Linked DNA regions of Homo sapiens: region 2 is linked to region 1. Evidence: chromatin contacts called from ENCODE Hi-C or POLR2A ChIA-PET data. All regions are on one chromosome and are shown on one strand. The core of a region is the stretch at or near the end of the contact, and the rest is flanking DNA. Distances in the headings are between cores, read along the strand shown.

Evidence for each region. A loop is a pair of places that touch in the nucleus more often than their neighbours do. ChIA-PET counts read pairs that join two places held with the same protein, here RNA polymerase II (POLR2A). Pooled maps may share reads with other maps.
Region 2: a loop to region 1 is called in a pooled map, with 4 times the contacts of the local background. The contact joins two enhancer-like sites. A Hi-C loop is called at or near these places in 1 of 37 single-sample maps with no recorded cell type and 2 of 50 pooled maps. POLR2A ChIA-PET finds 5 or more read pairs at or near these places in 1 of 52 experiments (OCI-LY7).

Annotation. Positions count from the first base shown.
Region 1 is chr20:50,835,510-50,839,475 of GRCh38, reverse strand. All of the region lies in intron 3 of BCAS4 (breast carcinoma amplified sequence 4), which reads right to left. Among named protein-coding and RNA genes, the nearest start is that of BCAS4, 42 kb to the right of the region's middle. RefSeq lists silencers at 1,497-1,546, 1,807-1,886 and an enhancer at 1,345-2,173. Within about 2 kb of position 1,820, at least 12 of the 41 ENCODE cell types and tissues checked have a DNase peak (open chromatin) inside an H3K27ac peak, as active enhancers do; they include OCI-LY7, where a contact is called at or near this core.
Region 2 is chr20:51,402,903-51,406,868 of GRCh38, reverse strand. The region is part of intron 9 of NFATC2 (nuclear factor of activated T cells 2); the gene reads left to right. Among named protein-coding and RNA genes, the nearest start is that of MIR3194, 48 kb to the left of the region's middle. RefSeq lists an enhancer at 1,823-1,982. Within about 2 kb of position 2,053, at least 6 of the 41 ENCODE cell types and tissues checked have a DNase peak (open chromatin) inside an H3K27ac peak, as active enhancers do; they include OCI-LY7, where a contact is called at or near this core.

The DNA of each region.
Region 1 (3,966 bases), core at 571-3,070:
CATATTAAGAGCCCATCAAATCTCAGACACTATCATTTTAAAAAGGACATTCAGATTTTACGAAAAATCTTGTTTTATTCAATGTTAGCAATAAATCTACACTTTAAAAAAAAATACTGTTCAGGCCCAGTAAAATGTAACTCACCCATTTGTGACCTCTGGTGTCTGTCTTTTCATACTGTCTCTGTGCTCAGTACATGTATGGGCATGTGTTAGTGTGCGTATGCACGTGTGTACATGGCTAAAGGCAGCAGAGGTGGGGACTACAGTGCCATCTCAGACAAGGCAGCACCTCTGTGGCCTGCTTTGTTCCATTAGTAAAATAGAAAAGATTTTTCTCATACCAGGAACAGGAATGAGGACACCTCAGTGCTGGCTGCTTCTGGGAAAGCCTCTCCTTCAATAATACCATGAAATGCAGTCCTCCCAAGACCTGTCAGGCCTCCTGCCATCTAGCCCTACCTTCCCTCCTCCCTCCACGTGCTTCCCTTTGGTTCCTTTAAAGTGCCCAGCCTCACCCCACAGGGCCTCTGCACCTCCACTCCCTGCCTATAGCGCCCTGCTCTCCTTTCTCCATGGGGTGTGGCCCTGCTTGTGTGTGTGGGTGTTTGTTTGTTTGTTTTGTTTTTTTTAAGATGGAGTCTCACTCTGTCGCCCAGGCTGGAGTGCAATAGCGTGATCTTGGCCCGCTGCAACCTCTGCCTCCCGAGTTCAAGCAATTCTCCTGCCTTAGCCTCCTGAGTAGCTGGGATTACAGGCAAGCACCACCACGTCCAGCTAATTTTGTATTTTTAGTAGAGACGGAGTTTCTCTGTGTTGGTCAGGCTGGTCTCGAACTCCCAATCTCAGGTGACCCACCCGCCTCAGCCTCCCAAACTGCTGGGATTACAGGTGTGAGGCACTACACCCGTTCTAACTTTGTATTTTTAATAAAGACGGTGTTTCACCATGTTGGCCAGGCTGGCCTCGAACTCCCGATCCCAGGTGTTCCACCTGACTCAGCCTCCCAAAGTGCTGGGATTACAGGGGTGAGCCACTGCGCCGAGTCTGTCTTTCTGGCTTCCATCTAACTGTCCCTGAGCACCTGATCTCATATAGCCCCGGCAGGCACTCTGGAGCCACCCAGATTCCTGGTCTTCACAGCCCTCATTGCCCTCTGAAATTCTTATCTATTCATGGTCCACGCCCTTTAGAATGTGGGTTCTAAAACAGAAGCTGCTGAGTCAGCACTGCTCACAGGCCAAGACCAGAGCCTGGTCCAGGAGACAGGGCCCATATGGGTGGCGGATGCATAAATGCACACGTGCATGAATGAATGAATGAGTGAATGAGTGAGTGAGTGTATCCTTAGCAAAACGACATTGGGTGAACCCAAGATGGAGGCTTCTCTCGTGCTGCTGCCACCCTGGGGTTCTGGCTGTAGCAGGGCTGAAAGGCTGAATCAGCCACGTCATGTGTGTGTGTGTGTGTGTGTGTATGTGCAGATGTGTGCGTGTGTGTGTGTGTAGAGGTGGGTGGGTGGGAAATGGGCCAGGAAGCATATGCCAAGGGCTCTAGCCTCAGAGGCCTGGCTCAGCCAGCACATATGCTTGTAAAACTCAGACGAAAGTGCCGACTCCCCTTCCTCCAGCCGATTCCAATTTTACGCTCCCAGCGTTAATACCAATCTGGTGGAGAGTGTGAGGCGAAGCTGAGGAATGTGTACTCGCGATGTCTGAACTGTCTCCAAAATGCCTGCCAGTGAGGCCAGCCCAGCCAAGCCGCAGCCAGAGAGGCTGAAACCTGGGCCAGGGCAGCTCCGACTCCGGGGAGAGGAGACGCACACGTCCACCCACACAGCCAGGATGTGGTGGCTGCAGGTGAGCGAGAGGGCCCACCGCTAATCTTAGCCACCCTGAGGGCTGGGTGCAGGGAGCATGACTGATTTCTGCATATTTTCCTCTTCAATAAAGATATACTACTTTTATAATCAGCTGAGAGGGAGGGAAGGAAAGCCTCATTGTTTAAAAATATATTGGCAAGTACTGAGGAATTTGAACACATTTTCCCCCCTGGACACAGGGGTCTTGCCATGTTGCCCAGGCTGATCTTGAACTCCTGCGCTCAAGTGATCCTCCCACTTCGGCCTCCCAAATGCTGGGATTACAGGCCGAGCCACTATGCCTGGAGAATTTGAACACTTCCACCAAATAATTCCCAGCTTCAGAGCATGGGTCCTGTCCAGAAAGGTGTGTTGACATCCAGGAGGGGGGAACATAAACTTTGAAACCCCAGTTCTACCACTGCCCACCTGTGTGAACTCAGGAGCGTCACTTCTCATCTCTGTGCCTCGGCGGCTTTTTCTGTAAAATGAGACTAATAGCAGGACCTTGCTCCTGGGGTTGCTGTGGAGTTGAAGTGAGTTCTTATGTGTAAAGCACTCATAGTCCCTGGCTTGTAGTAGGCATTCAAAAGTACTAGTTTTTGTTGGCTGGGCATGGTGGCTCATGCCTGTAATCTTGGCACTTTGAGAGGCCAAAGTGGGCAGATTGCTTGACCCAGGAGTTCAAGATAAGCCTGAGCAACATGGCAAAATTCCATCTCTACAGAAAATACAAAAAATTAGCTGGGCGTGGTGGCACACACCTGTAGTCCCAGCTATTCGAGAGGCTGAGGTGAGAGGATCGGTTGAGGCCAGGAAGTGTGACTGCACCACTGCACTCCAGCCTGGATGACAGAGCGAGAACTTGTCTCAAAAAAAAGTTAGTTTTTATTAATACAACTGATAAAGGGTCAAGTTCTGGCCTGAGAGGTCACCTCATGGTTTCCAAGCTCTCACCTGGCAGGTCACACTGATTCTGAGGGCAGGGTGGACTTACACTCTGTGGAAGCCACTGACACTCTAGTCACCCCAGGACCCCCGGCTGGCAGGGCAGAACAGTGACTGTCCATCCTGGACAAATTATCCCTCTCTCAGCCTTGTGGACAACTACAACCACCATAATAGTTTGTCCTTGCTGAGCATCTGCAAGATGGCAGGTGCGGGTCTCATTTAATCCTCACAATGACTCTGAGGGGTAGATGGCACATTCCTTTCCTGGAGATGGGGGTCTTCCTTGAAACTGACTCTAAGGGGGTTGGTGAATTACCAAAGGGGCAGATCAGAGCCCCAGCTCTCTGGCTCTGGAGTCCACCTGCCCCATACAATGTCAGGTTCTCAGCAGGTCCCTCAGTTTTATTGTTTGATGTCACACACTTGAGCTAATAGGAAATACATCACCAGCCAGGCGCAGTGGCTCACGCCGGTAATCCCACCACTTTGGGAGGCTGAAGCGGGCAGATCACGAGGTCAGGAGTTCGGGACCAGCCTGACTAACATGGTGAAACTCCGTCTCTACTAAAACTACAAAAGTTAGCCATGTGTGGTGGCACGCGCCTGTAATCCCAGCTACTCAGGAGGCTGAGGCAGGAGAATCACTTGAACGTGGGAGGCAGAGGTTGCAGTGAGCCGAGATCGCGCCATTGCACTCCAGCCTGGGCGACAGAGCGATACTCTGTCTCCGAAAAAAAAAAAGAAAAGAAAAGAAATACATCATCTCCCACTTGATCTTAAAATCCATGGCCCTCTTGGGACCTCACTTAGGACTCCCCCCTTTTAATGGAGCATCAGTTACAGAGAAATCTCTCTCTACTCTAAGGAAAGCAGACGTGCAGGGGTGTTGACAGGAGGTGAGTGCCACTCAGCCTCAATGTTGGTGAGACTCTAGGGCAGAGTAAGGTCTGTGACAGCCGGGAGATTCACGCCCCACGGTGGTGACAGTTGCTTCTGAGCTCCAGCTGCTCCCAGAAAGGAATGGGGAGAGCTTGGGGTTGGTCTTCTAACACCTGGTCCCTCAGCAGTCCTGGCTCCTGTTGGCATCTGAGTTTGCAATCTCTATCTAAAACTTATAGTAGGCCAGGCATGGTGGCTCACGCCTGTAATCCCAG
Region 2 (3,966 bases), core at 804-3,303, 570 kb before region 1:
CACCCAGGCTTCTGCTGTGGAAGCCACTGACTCCTGTCACCCTTGGAGGTGACCTGAATTTCCCTTTCAGACAGGCGCCGCTATGGAGCTAAGATGTCACACCCTCTCTAGAGAGGATGGCTTACGTGGGCTGCAGATGCCCCCAGGCCCCAAGCCAGAGTCAGACTGATACCACAGGAAGGCCTGGGCTCTGTGAGGTCTAGAAACCCCGGTTGCTGGTGGGTTTGTGGGAATTGAGCCTACGTTTTCCCCTTCTGCTGGAGAACATTGCCAATGGAAGCAAGCCGGGGCGCCTCCAGTCATTCCTCTGCGCAGCCCAGGCCTTGGCTTTAACTCTTGTAATACACCAGCACCATTTCACCTTTTAGATGTGTACCGGGCTTGGCATAGTGGTCCCGAGGGGGCCAAGCCGCTCTTTGCTTCTTAAATCTCAGTATCTGCTCCCCGCCACAGGTTACCCAAAGCTAACAACGATGCCAACACTGTCACCCCCATTTTTCTTTGTGTACCATGTGGGTGATTTCTACTGCCCAACCCTGATAAAAGCTAGGGTCTCCCAAGGACCAGTGTTTGTGCTGAGCTGCATTCAGAGAAGCGTATTCTTGTTGCCAGGTGGTAAGTGAAAACGAATTTCTATCTACAAGTAGCCTGAGCCACACTGCTCTGCCACATAATAGCTGCAGAGCCTGGGTTTGTTACTCTTTCGGAGACTTGGTTTCTTCAGCTGTGTAATGGGGGCAGTCAATACCTACTTCATGGGATGACCGTGAGGATTAACAACATATATATGTAGGCTGGGTGTGGTGGCTCACACCTGTCATCCCAGCACTTTGGGAGGCCAAGGCCAGCGGATCACCTGAGGTCAGGAGTTTGAGACCAGCCTGGCCAACATGGTGAAATCCTGTCTCTACTAAAAATGCAAAGTTTAGCCGGGCATGGTGGCGGACACCTGTAATCCCAACTACTCAGGAGGCTGAGGCAGGAGAATCGCTTGAACCTGGGAGGCGGAGGTTGCTGTGCTCTGGGAGACAGTTGAAAGCCAGACCTGATCGGAAAAATTCTGGGCAAGTCCTATCAATTAGGAGGTGGTAGTTATTCTTTCGCCCAATCATTCCTCCTTGAGATTTTTACTGAGCACCTACTATGTGCTGGGCTCTGTCCTAGGTGCTGGGGATACAGCAGTAGATGAGAGAGATGAGGTCTGTGCCTTAATGAGGGTATTACCAACCAGTGAGAGGTTGGTGTTAAAATGTCACGGGTTTCAAGATACGGGGTTCTGTGATCTGATTCATGCTACTCCCTCCCAAAACACCAGGGCCACAGGAGCCATGCACAGCTGAAAGGCAGTGCCTATGAAAGCTTGCCTATCTGATGCCAAGCTTCTACGAACATGGCACATGCAAACAGACCTGCTGGTGAGGCACGGTGAGATGACACGTGTGAGGTCATGGCGCCTGCACACCCACAGTTCCCTGGGAACTCGAGGTGAATGTGTTTGCCTGCCTCACATCTTCCTGAGTGGTGTCTCCAGTCCCGAAGAGCAGCCTCTGGTACTGCTCTGTTGGCCTCGCGTTGCATGTGGATCTGGGGTTTGAAAGGCATCATTGAAGTCTAGTGGTGGAGGGTGGGTTGGGGGAGGACTAGGAGGATGTCTTACGGTCCCTGGAAGCTAATTTGGGGGGCATGTCCTGTCTGGTGTTGCTTGGCTGGCGTCTGATGCATTTCTCTTCCAGGAGCTCAACTCGAAGCAGGTGGCTCCTCTTGCCATCTTGGGGCTTGGTGCCTTCCTGGCCACAAACTGATCTGCCAGTGACATGCTCTCCTCCCAGTGAGCCCCTTTTACTAGAAACCAGAGTCTCAGAATCACCATGTCTACTCATCCCAAGAGCTGGGGACAGTTTGGCACGTGGTGTGGCATCTTTCTCGTAAGCCCCAAGGTCTTGCTCATAAAATGGCTGGTGGCAGGGTGCTTGTGAGTCTGCTGTCTGGGCTGGTTTCCGGAGGCCTCTGGTTTGCAGAGAGCGTCAGTGACTCACGCTGCTCTGCAGGTCGCCGGCCCAAAGCTGTCTGCGCACACTAGGGCGCAGTGAGGCCTGGGAGGGGCCCCTCTCAGCAGGATGTGAAAATGCATCTCTGAGAGCATGGCTGATCTCAGCCCTGCCCATTCTGAAAATGCAGAAATAGCTTCAAAGGTGAAAGTGCTTTGGTGGAAGAGGGTGGACTGGCCATCATCAATTCAGTCTGTTAACAAGCATCCTCTGTGTGAGGGCTGAGACACACTGCTGCTGCTAATAGAAAGAGCTGCTACTTTTGGTTATTTCTTAGCTTGGCATAGTGCCATATATATGCATTCCCATATTACAGATGAGAAAAACTGAGACTCGAGGACTTAAAAGATTGGCTCTGATTCCCAAAACAAGTAATGTGGTACAGAGTTCTTATGATGTGCCTTGCATGTTTGAAGAACTTTGCATGCATTGACTCAGATTCTCTCTAAAAGCCTTAGAAGCTGGGAATAGTTTTTGCCCACCTTTAACAGAGGAGGCACAGAAAGGGTTAGGATTTGCCTCAAGTTCTATGAAAGGATGTGGCAGAGCTGGGATTTGGACCCCAGCTGTCTGTGTGTCCCTGGGACTCTGACCCCAGGGTGTGAGCCCCTCGCCAGGACAGCTGAGAAAGGGAGGAGCTGTTGGCTGCAAGAAACAGAGATTTGGGCCTGATCATGGGCAGACAAGCAGGATTCAGATGCAGAGGAAAAAGAGGGCCTCCTAGGCATCAGCCAAGCGACACAAAGGTGTGGCGGTGGGGATATCAGGGTCTGCTCCTTGTTCAACCCCTGCCACGGACCAGCCATGGGATGCTGGACCTAAAATAGAGGGATGTCTGCTTACCTGAACCTCGATGACTTCACTGGCCAGATGCCTACCTCGTGAGCATAGACCGAGACTTTGGAGAGGAATGTACTTTGGGGACTGTGTCAGTCAGCTCGGGCCACATAACAAAATATCATAGACTTAGTGGCTTAAACAACAGAAATTTATCTTCTCACAATTCTAGAGGCTAGCAATCCAAGACCAGGATTCTGGAGAATCCTGTCAAGATCAGGTTCTGGAGAGGACCTGCTTAGGTCCTGGCTTGCAGACAGTCACCTTTTCTCCCATTGTGTTCTCCTGTGAGACAATGAGACTGACCTCTGGTGGCCCTTCTTCTTAGGCCACTAATTCCATCACGAGGGCCCCACCTTCATGACTGCACCAAGTCCTAATTATCTCCCAAAGGCCCCATCTCCAAATACCATCACAGAGTGGTTTAGGGCTTCAATATAGGAATTTGGCTGGTGTGGTGGGGGCATAACTTAGTGTGTAGCAGGGACTGTATAGGTGAAAGGTTTGATCAAGGGGTGAATCAGGAGTGAAGGTTCTGTCTGCCTGTTCTGGGAACTACTGTCTTTTAGGAACACCTGGTGCAGTGTCACCCATGAATACAGTCCTTGCTGGTCACTCCAGGTGGCCTTTGAGATGATAGCAGTACGTGCAAGGGCCACGCATGTGGATCTCACTTGGAGAAATTTAAGACAGAGCCTGGTCCCTACTCAGATCTTGAGAAATTTCTTTGCAGGAAGCCTAGTGGCTTCTCTTGCCTGTGAATCTGGAAGGTATGGAGGGAGTATGGTTGACATCTCTTATGGGAAATCCAAGACTTAAAATACAAAAGATAGATCCAAAGGTTTGTGGAAGAAACTGTGACATGGCCAGGGATGCCTCTGCTTCCAGGACGTGCGCTTGAGTTGGGCTTCGGGAGAATGTGGATGTGTTGGGGGGAGGTGTGTCCCATGTTGGGCCTGTGCTGTGAGCTGGTCCTGGCATATGTGGGTAAACATAGAATGATCTGGAAGGTGAACTTATGGGAGGGCGAGATGGAGACTGGACTGGAAATTCAATAAATATCCAGTGAATTCTTTCTAAG